3 separate regions of the Homo sapiens genome follow, and all the other regions are linked to region 3. A link is a contact called in ENCODE Hi-C or POLR2A ChIA-PET data. All regions are on one chromosome and are shown on one strand. Each heading gives the region's core, a stretch centred on a gene start or an enhancer-like site at or near the end of the contact. The rest is flanking DNA. Distances are from core to core; before and after follow the strand shown.

Region 1 (3,317 bases), core at 463-2,962, 530 kb before region 3:
TGCACCCTGGAGGCTTTTGCCCGACAAGCTCTCTCTGCACACACACACTCCCCGAGAGGTACTCACTTGAATCCTCGAAGTATCCATTCTGCGACATGGTGGGAGAGTTTTCTGCAAGGGAAGCAGAAAGGTCACCAGCCCCATGGACCAAGCCCTGGACCTCCTGTGTGCACCTGTCTCCCCGCCCCCCGACCTGGCTCATTCCTTCGCTCTTCCGAGGGATGCAACCCACGCCACCCTAGGGAGAAAGGGAAGCAGGGGACAGTGCTCGGGAGGGGGCCCCATAGCAGGGGAAGCCAGCCTTAATCTCAGAAATTCAATTGCTTAGCCCATCTGCTAGGGGCTGCCCAGGCGGGCCAGAGGCGAGGAGGAGAGACGTTCCAGGGATGTCTTCCCACCGAGTTAGTACCAGTACCATGTTCGCTAATCCAGGTTTTCCTGAGAAAACCCTGCCCCGCTGCAGCGAGAGGAAGGGACCGGGCCCGAGCGGGCCTCTCCCCCTCTCTCCTCGGATGCCAAGGCGGGGGATCTCTCTGCACATCCCTCTTCTCACTCTCAGACCGGTCCTGGGGGCCATAAACGCCCATTGCAGGCGCAGTTCCCCCGACCCCCGTCACGCGCCCCGGGTCACACGGGGGCCGACAGGCAACGGTCTCCAGTCCTGGGACCGCGTCCCGGCCGCCTGGAAGCCAGAGCCGTTGGTCCAAAAGGGAGAACAATTGGGGGTGGGAGGAGTATCTGAGGGACACATGGGTCGGGGGAGGCTGCGCCCTCCCTGGGCCGGTCCCCGGATGGTCCCGGCTGTTTGTGCCTCGCTGTCGGAGGAAGGAAGCGACAGGAGGGGCCGCGTGCACGAGAGGAAAGCGCCTCCAGACTCGGAGACCCCGGGGGTCGGGGCGCAGGATGTGAATGCAGGCGCGGGGCGGGAGCCGGGGCTGCATCCTGAAGTGGGGGGCGGGGGCGCTGGGGCGCGTCCCAGGCCGTGGGCGACGAGGGTCTGGGAGGGTTGGGCCGGTGCACACTCCGCTTCCGTCCCGGCGGCCCACGTGCAGGTAAAGGGTCGTACAAACCTGGGTCCTGGCGGGGACCCAGGGCTGGCCCTCCCGTGTCAGAGCAAGGGAGAAACCGCTGCGGCCGCGCAGGGCACGGTCAGGGGTCCCGGGACTCCCAAAACTCCAGGGGTTCCGGGGCTCCCACCGCGGCGCCGGACGGGAAGATGCCCGGGCGGAAGGTAAAATGAGACCTTCCGAGGCGGCGGCCCGCCAGGCTCCCAAAAGCTCGGCGCTCGGGGCGCTGGGAGCCCCACAGCTCCGCCCTGCCCACTTTCGAGCTCCCCGCCCTCGACCCGCTGCATCAGCTGTTCAAACCTGGTAAGAAATTCAAGACGGCGACAGCAGAGCCCTAATGAAACCAAGCGCGCGGTGGCCGCGAAGCCGCGCCCGGGCCTCCCGCACCCGCGCCCTCCTCCCCGCGGCTGGGAATCCCGCAGCCCTCTCGCCCACCGGCCCCGGCCCGCGCAGGCAGACGGCATCCGCGTTCTCCCCGGGGTCCCCGACGGGAGACGGTGGCGGAGACCCGGGCGGCCTTCCCGCCGCGCCCCCGGGTTCAGGCACCCACCGCACGGCTGCAGATGGAACACGCGCCTGGTGGCCGCGGCCATGGCACACTCGCGCACTCACGGCCGGGCTCCTCACGCGGCGCTCCGGCGCTTCTGGACCCCAAACTCGGCGACTCGGGCGGGCCGGCGGCGGGAGCCGGCGACACACCCCCACGCCGCGCCTGGGTCCTAATGCCGCTCAGACGCCGCGCCCGGGCGCGGTAGGCAGAGCTGCCGAGGGCTGGGACCCGGCCGCCCGCCCCGCGCCCTCACCCGCGGGAGGCTGCTCCAGCCGGGCTGGGCTGCTCCCCGCCGCCCGCAGCTGCTGGGCCAAACCGAGTAGACCCGGCTCCTTCGAGCCTGTGCGCGCCGGACCCAGCAGACCCAGCGTCGCGAGTTTAGGGGCTGGACGGGGCCGGGGAGCTTCTGGGAAAACGTTCGACTGCGCCACGAGCCCACCGAGCTGTGCGACTGAGGCAGACCCCGGGAGGGCTTCCCCCGCGTCCGCTTTAAGTACGCGGCCGGCCCCTGTCTCCTCCTTTCGACCGGGGACCTCCGCAGGGCCACGCCCGCTGGCTGCCCCGCCTCCTGCATTTATCCCGGTAGCTCCGGCCGCAAGTCCTTCTCCTCCTCCTCCAGGAAGCGCGCCCCGACTGACTAGACGGACCTCCGTGCATTCCCCGGGCTACGCCCTCGCCCGCTGAGACGGCGCTCTCCGAGCTCGGCTGCTTTGGGTTTTCGCTGCGAGCCTCGCCAACTTATCTGCCAGCCTCTTCACGTCCTCGGCCTTCTATGAGGTCAAGGTCATGGTTCGCCCCCTTTTTCCTTCCCCAAATGGCCCTTGCGCCCTGTCCCCTTTCCTGGACCGGCTGCGACCCGCCCGGGGACGCGCCTTTTCGGGGCGCTTAGTCTCCTGCGAGTAGGGCGTGTGCGCGTGTGGGTGCGCGTGCTGCGATGCGATCCGGCAAATGCAGCTGACGAACCCCTGGCCTGATCCACGGTGGCTCCCAGTAGAAGGCTCTACAGCCCTTGGAAACGGAACACGCAGCTCCGTAAAGCGCTAACCAACCTCCCGACCCCTCCGGCCGCCATCGCTTTCCGGCTCAGCCGCGCTGGGACGGAGTCCTCGGCCACTGTGCCCTAACCATGGTAGAGGAACGGGGACAGGCCGGGGCAAGCCCACCTCTGCGAAGGAAGGGCTTCTGGCGCGTTGGGGAAGCCTCATGCATAGATTGGGTGAGTAAGGCTGGCCCAGTTCTCCTCCCGGCAAGATAAGAACGCATTAGGAGGGAAGCGCTGGAGTGCTCCTCTTGGCGACGGATGGCCTGGGGCTCTGCGACAGACTGAGTACCCCACCCTCCCCCAGCGCGACTCCAGGAGGCCTTGTGGAAGATCCCAACACCATGACCTGCAACTGACTTGGGGCTGGCCACATAGTATTTTAGCAGGGGTGACTCTGGAGAGACACCAGGTCATCCTGCGCACCCCTTGGGACCTTTCCTAGACGCCCTCCAGCTAGAGCTCCAGTCCAGGCACTGACTCCCGGGTGGCGGGTGGAGGCTGAGGAAGAGCTGAAGGACACAGGCGGATGTCGCCCCCGGAGCATGGCTGCATAGGTGGCATGCAGGCTGGATCCCTGAAAAGCCACCTTGCCACCCCCAGTCTCCCCCATCTGGGAATGCCTTGGCTTCTGCACCTGCTCCCAGCAGCTCCCAAACAC
Region 2 (2,953 bases), core at 245-2,744, 590 kb before region 3:
TCTAGCCAGCCCCTCCATCCAGCACCCCTGCTGGGGGCTCCTCAATGGACTTTCTTCTCCTGCACTCCCTCCCCCAGGCAGCTGCCAGGGGATTCCTTCTAAAGGGCAAAGCTGATCTTGCCCCTGCTCTGTCCAAATCCTTCCATGAGCAAGACCAAGTGCAGTAGACAGAGTTCTGGCAGCATCAGCTCCAAGTGTAAATCCCAGCTTGACTGATTAGGGGTGCAACCTCATGCAGGTTATTTCACCTCGGGTTCTCACACCTACATTGCAGGCATTTTAAGAAGTAAATGTATGATGGGTGAAATGCCTGGTATTCCTCTTGGTCCCCAGAACCAGAGCAGAGCTTGCAGCAGGGTCCCCAAGGACTCTCCTGATGCCCCTCCTCTATCTACCCTGACCTGAGCCCCTCTCTACTTCACACACAAGCTCTTGCCAGCTCTCTGTGCCCATCCTACATGCTTCTAGACCAGTTCAAAGGCTGGCCTCAGGACAGCATCCCTGATCTCCACCCCCCAGAGGGGGCATCTTGGAGCACTTGGCTGAGGACACCCCAGGGAGATTTCACTCTGAGGCCTCCCCAGGGCTGGCCTATAGGTTTCCCAGGAGCACAGAGGGCAGAGTCCTGGGGGTCTCTGGGCCCTGCACCAAGGAAATGCAGGGCAAATGCCTGTGGGAATGCTAGTTATGGGCAATGCAAAGAGGCAGTGAATCCGGGCAGGGAGAGCAGGAGGGGTTTCCAGGAAGCAGGACTGAGGGAGGAAAGGGATCTGGGGGCACTGCAGGGCTTTTGGGGTGCAGAGATATCCAGAACTTCTTGGTTGGGATGAGTGAGGGGAGATCCGTCTTCCCTCGGTGGCCTAAGCACTGGCAGCGGAATGGGCCCATCACCTAGCTACTGGCTCTGATGAAGCCAGTGTTTCAGGACTGAGGGGGCCGAGAGCGCCCCCTCCACCCCGAGCACACACACGCGCGCACACACGAGCTTCTGCTGGGGGTGGGAGGGGGGGTCGCCATTCACCAGCAGCCCACGGCCCGCAGAGCCAACTGATAGAGACCCCAGCCACAGGCCACAGGACCTGGGAGTCCCTGCGATGGGGGAAACCCCGCCCGCACCTCCCCAGGCTCCCCACCAACGCGTGTGGCCCCGGGGGGCGGGGCGCAGAGGGAAGAGGTGACATAATCCGAGCCGCACCCCCTCTGGCCGCCACCTCCCCCCAGGCCGGGCGAAGCATCCATGACATCATCCGCCTCCTCTCCGCTCCCCTCCCCCTTGGGACCCTAGCAGCGGGACGCGCCCCCTACCCAGTCCGGGTCAGGTCAGACATGCCGCGCAGTGCAGCAGGCACGGCGGCAGGTCGGAGCCGGGAGGGATGCCACGATGGGCCTGCCTCACTTACTCGCTGCCTCAGGGTCCGGCGCGGGGTCTCCGACACGGGCGCCACCGGCCCCGCTTGCTGGCGCAGCCCGAAGCACGCCCGGCGGGGCGCGCTGCGCGGGCCCGGCTCCGCTCCGCGCCCCTCCTGCTCCCCGCCCGAGCCCCGCCCACCAGCGGCTGCGGCAAACGCGAGCCCGCCCTCCGGCCACGCCCCCCAGGGCAGCCAATGCCCGGGCTGGGGCGGGGTGAGGCGCCTTAACCCCTTCGTCGCTGCGCCCCGCCCGCGCGTGGGACCCCTCAGCCTCACCCTCTCTAGGGCGCAGCAAGTCCGCCGCGAGCCCCTCTGCTCATCGCTCGTTACCCCCCAGGCCCTTGGGCTTGGGCTCAGGCCCAGTCGTTCCTCTGCAACAAATCCAATGGAACCGCGCCCTCCCTGAATCCCACGTCTAGGAAGAGGAGGAGGAGCCCCTCTTGCTTGGGGGAAGGGGCTCCCGACTCGGAGCCCCGAGCCCCATTCCTCTCCCGCGCCAGCTCTTCGGGACGCGGCCTCCCAGCGGACGCCCTGAGACCTTGCAAGTCCGCTAGGGAGGGGTCGGGACGAGCCGTCGCGGGTGGATCCGCCCGGCCGAGCAACGACCCGCCCGGGCGCGAGGACCACGGGCTGTCGTGCGGGAGGCGTCGAGGGGCAGTAAACTCCGTTCGTGACCAAACGGAGACGATTTGAAACTTGCTGCTCACACTGGATCACCGTCTGGAAGGTGCGACGGGGAAAAAATACACATTACACTCCAGCAGGATTGAACGCTTTCACCCTGTGCCCCGCGCCTGGCGTAACGCGTGGCCCCAGACCACACGCTGTAACCCGGGGTGAGAGGGAGTGAGGTGGGACTTCGTACCGGACCCGGAGCGCCGGCCTCGCCCGCGCGGGCAGCGTTCACTGTGGGGAGTGCTCACTCAGCCTAGGGCGGCCCGGGAGGACTGCCGGGAGGAGGGAGTCGGCCTTGAATTGAGGCCTCAGCCTTGAATAGGGTAGGGAGGCAAGCCTAGCCGAGAGTTTAGCACTAGCAAAAGCCTGGAGGCACCAGGGTCTGCCCTAAGAACTGCAGCGCCTCTGCTCTGGCTGGGATTTAACGCATTACGTCTCTGCTGTTTATAGGTGTTGTGTTTGGTCTTACGACTTCGTATTCTATAGTTTTTATTTATTCCTGTTTTCTGAATTTTCCCACATTTGCTTTTATCTTCTATCGTGATTTTCAAGGCAGAAAGTATTTTTAATTCTTCTCGCGGCTGCCTTTAGATTTATCAAATGAAAATAGTTTACATTTCACACATTAGTAAAGTCAGTGACAAATAATTCGTTTTTATATTCCCCCATGAGAAATTTTGTGTGCTTTTCTGCCTCCTACCTGCCGCCCTCACTACTTATATTTGTCCACTTAATCAGGACGACAGACCTAACTTTTGTTTACACTTTTTTTTTAAGCCACAACATTCTTTTTCAATCCTTGTTTTTGGCTTTTGCCAACTCTGTTTAATTGGTTTCAATGTTACTGCCGGTTTTTTGTGCTCTAATTT
Region 3 (3,334 bases), core at 514-3,013:
GTCAGCATGCTCCCAACGTCTGAGACCTCATTTCTCATTCCTTCTTCAGTCCCCATTCTCATTGTGGTTCGAGGTCTTTCTCTCTGAGCCAGGAACTCCGCAACCTTCCACCCTCCCTACCTCTTCCTCTCCTACCCCAGCCTGGGGCTCAGTCCTGGCTCAAGCACTCAGTCCAGCAGAAGCACTGTGTAGCCTCCCATTAAAGCTCACGCCTGTGAAAAGAACAGCCATTGAGGCCTTGAGATGGGGCCACACTGACCCGCTGACTCTCAGGACTGGACACAGCAGAGGCCACACATACTCAGAACAAAGCCTGGAAAGGCAAGGCTGGAGGTCAGTAGTTGTGGCAGCTTCACATCAACTCAGCTTTAATGTGATTTAATTTCCTTCTCCCTCCAGTGGGCCAAAGGTGCAAAGATAAGTATGGCTGTTCTCTCTCCTTCTAACAGTGAGGTGCTGGGGGTGGGGGTGGGGGAATATGGAGAAGGGACCCTCACCACCCACACCTTCCTGCCTCCCCAACAAGTGCTGCCCTCCTCTGCCCAGCATTCTCCCCACTTTGCCCTCAGCTAGTGGGTGCTTAGCCTCCAGATAGCATGCCCCACCTAGGCCCTGCCCTGGGCCTGTGATCCAGAGGTCCCAAGAAGCAGAGGCCAGGCTGGATCCAGGGGGTCAGCCAAGGTGAGGGTGGGAGCACACAGGATTATCTCCCAGGGACAGGGCTGCTGCCTCGTAGCTCAGGATGGATAGAATGTGGGGGGATATCCAGCTACATTTTCCCTCCACAAAAGACCAGAATGGGAGAGGGATGGGGTGCTGCCCCGACTTTCTTCAACTCCCCGGAGCAGAAAAATGCCCTACCTCCACTTTCCAGTGCCAAGATTCAAGAAGAAAGGCAAGCGGAGACTTCCCTTTCTCAGTCCCTGCTTACTAATGGAAACACGGGTCCAGAACCTAAATCCAGTCCCTCCTCCTTCATACCACCGGGAGGGAGGTGCAGCCCAAGCCCCCGAGGCCCCAAGGGTCCAGGTGTAGGACCCTTTATCCTCTCCGGCAGCCATCCCTGTGGGTGTGGCACCCCCGCCACACCCCATTCTTGTCATCTCAGGGGGAGGGGGGAAATGTAATCGGACATCCCCCCCATCCAATCCATCCTGAGCTGCGAGGCGGCGGCTCTGTCCCTCGGAGATAATCCTGTGCACTCCCCACCTTCACTCACCTCGGCTGACGCAGGAGTCTCCGGAGCCCGCACTCCCAGACATCACTGCCCTCCTTCCTGAGGGTGCTGAGGCTCGGAGGCTCAGAGATGCTACTGGTCCAAGGTCATGCAGCGAGGCAGCGGCAATGAACAGGGTCGTGGGGAGGAGGGGGCGCTGACCCCATTACGCCCCCGCCCTCACTACCGCACTCATGCCCCCGGACAATCGCTTCGCGGAAAACACCCCAGCTGCACCAGCTAACGGTCACTGCGCCCCGGGAACCTGACATCACTCTAGTTCAGGTGCTGGGGAGTCCTCCAGGCCCGGCCCCGACAGCGGAGCCCCCCACCCCAGCCCTGCCATCACGGCCGCTGGGGTCCCAGGCACTGACTGCTCAGGACAGGGCCGGGACCGGGAGGGGACCTCGGCGAACGGGAAGGAACCGGGAGGCAGGGAGCAGAGGGGTGGCCTCACCTTGCGGGGTGCACCCCGGGGCCGGGGAGGGCAGGGACGACCACTGCAGCGGCGGCGGCTGCAGGAGCTCAACGCCGAGCACGAGGAAGGGAGCCCCGCGCCGCGGCCGCCCTCCCGTCGGCACGCCCCCGCCTCCGCCCATTGGTTGATCTGGGAGGGTGGGGCGAGGGACGCTCCGGACCAATGAGCGGGCTCCAAAGAACGGCCAACTGGCGAGGGCCGCCTACGTCACGTGCCAGGGTCGCCGAGGCAGCGCCCTGCTAGTCCGCGCCTGCCGGGCGAGCTCTCGCGAGGAAGACGGGCAGGCGGCCCAACTAGGCCAGGGGCCAGAACCGACCACTCGAAGAGGGAGAAGGAGGGCCTCGGATAGGCCCCGCCCCCGCTCCTTCTTCCGCCTGGGGGATAGCGCCTCTAGCCTTGAACCTTGCTTAGGACGCACCTCCCTTGGGCCCTTCGCTCTCGGGAGGGCTGTCGGGCGCGTCTCGGGGCTGGGTGGAGCTCCCGAAGGTGGCCTTTCTCCCTGGGCTTCCACGCCGGCTTCGGCCATCGATACGGGCCGTGTTGGTCTCGTTCAGGAGCTGAGGAACCCTCCATCACTCCTGTTTCGACCCCAGGGTTTGGACCTCTTCCCCTTCCACCCCATCCCCTGTCTCGAAAGAAGCAACCCCCGTGCGGGCCCGAGACGCGTCCCGGGTGCCTGGCCCGGCCTGGAGAAGCATCAGAACAAAGAAGGCACGCGGGCTGGGGGCTGGGAGAGCCTGTGACGCGCCCCCGGGGACCGCAGCCTCTGCTCCCGGTCTCCATGGAGGCGGTCGCCATGGCAGCGAGATGCGCCTCGCTCAGCACCGCGGGGTGGGATGTGGGCGCCTGCAATGAGCCGAGGAGCGAGAGGCGTGGCCCTCCGGTCTGCGGGGGTTCTTGCCGGTGCTCTCCGCCCGCCGGTTCGCGAACACCCCACCTATACTTCGCCCGTGGGGACGGATTCCCCAAAGTGCCCTCAGTAAGCCGTCCGGAGCACGCAGCGCCTTGCTTCCAACGGAACTAGAGAGACGGCCTGGGCGGCCGAAGGCCAGCCTCCCTTCAGCAGGGCCGGGGTCGCTGCCTTAAAGGAGCCCTCAAGTCTGCCACCCTGTGGCCCATAACCTGTCTGCTGATCTCCAGTCTGCACACTGTTGGCAAATTAATCTTTCTGAGCTCTTGTTTTCATCGCGTCCCTCTCCTGCTCCAAAGCCCTCTGGGACTGCCTCCAGTAGCGCTTCACAAACTTCAGCAGCACTTTGGGTGACTCATGTGCCCTCGCGTTTGAGAGACAGCGCTTACATTGAGAGCTTTTCACATTCTGATCTCAGCCCATCCACTCCTGCCCACTCTACCCACTCCCACCACACTACCTTTAGACCTTGTCTTGAAAGTCTAAAGTTGGCAGACGGTGGGCCCAAAGTGGCCCGTAGGTGTATTTTGTTTAGCTCACATGGGGCTTTTTAAAAGAAGTCCTTCCCCCTCCTGCCTCCTCCGCCTCTTTCTGGAATCAGGAATCTGGTTTCGTGGCTTTTGAAATATCAGAAGATCTGACAACATGGGCTCACTTTCCAGCCTGGCATTACAAGCCCCTTTAAGAGCACATAAATTTACCATAGTCCCCGCTAATCCCTGTTTCTCAC

What was found. A loop is a pair of places that touch in the nucleus more often than their neighbours do. ChIA-PET counts read pairs that join two places held with the same protein, here RNA polymerase II (POLR2A). Pooled maps may share reads with other maps.
Region 1: a loop to region 3 is called in a pooled map, with 3 times the contacts of the local background. The contact joins the promoter of SLC4A11 here to the promoter of ADISSP in region 3. A Hi-C loop is called at or near these places in 1 of 50 pooled maps. POLR2A ChIA-PET finds 5 or more read pairs at or near these places in 2 of 52 experiments (H1 and activated T-cell).
Region 2: a map of CD8-positive, alpha-beta T cell shows a loop between it and region 3 (6-fold over the local background). The contact joins the promoter of LZTS3 here to the promoter of ADISSP in region 3. A Hi-C loop is called at or near these places in 1 of 168 maps with a recorded cell type or tissue (CD8-positive, alpha-beta T cell) and 8 of 50 pooled maps. POLR2A ChIA-PET finds 5 or more read pairs at or near these places in 1 of 52 experiments (activated B cell).

What each region holds. Positions count from the first base shown.
Region 1 is chr20:3,237,478-3,240,794 of GRCh38, forward strand. SLC4A11 (solute carrier family 4 member 11) reads right to left here and starts at 1,713. Exons shown (of 20, transcript NM_001174089.2): 1 at 1,618-1,713; 2 at 67-111. The coding sequence starts at 1,660. RefSeq lists silencers at 1,523-1,702, 1,803-1,962.
Region 2 is chr20:3,172,055-3,175,007 of GRCh38, forward strand. It overlaps LZTS3 (leucine zipper tumor suppressor family member 3), which reads right to left and starts at 1,495. Exons shown (of 5, transcript NM_001365618.1): 1 at 1,401-1,495. LOC107985414 (a long non-coding RNA gene) reads left to right here and starts at 1,636. Exons shown (of 2, transcript XR_001754477.2): 1 at 1,636-2,136. RefSeq lists a silencer at 1,379-1,718.
Region 3 is chr20:3,765,990-3,769,323 of GRCh38, forward strand. It overlaps ADISSP (adipose secreted signaling protein), which reads right to left and starts at 1,764. Exons shown (of 6, transcript NM_001258429.2): 1 at 1,674-1,764. RefSeq lists enhancers at 909-1,673, 1,801-2,387, 3,049-3,098 and a silencer at 1,659-1,898.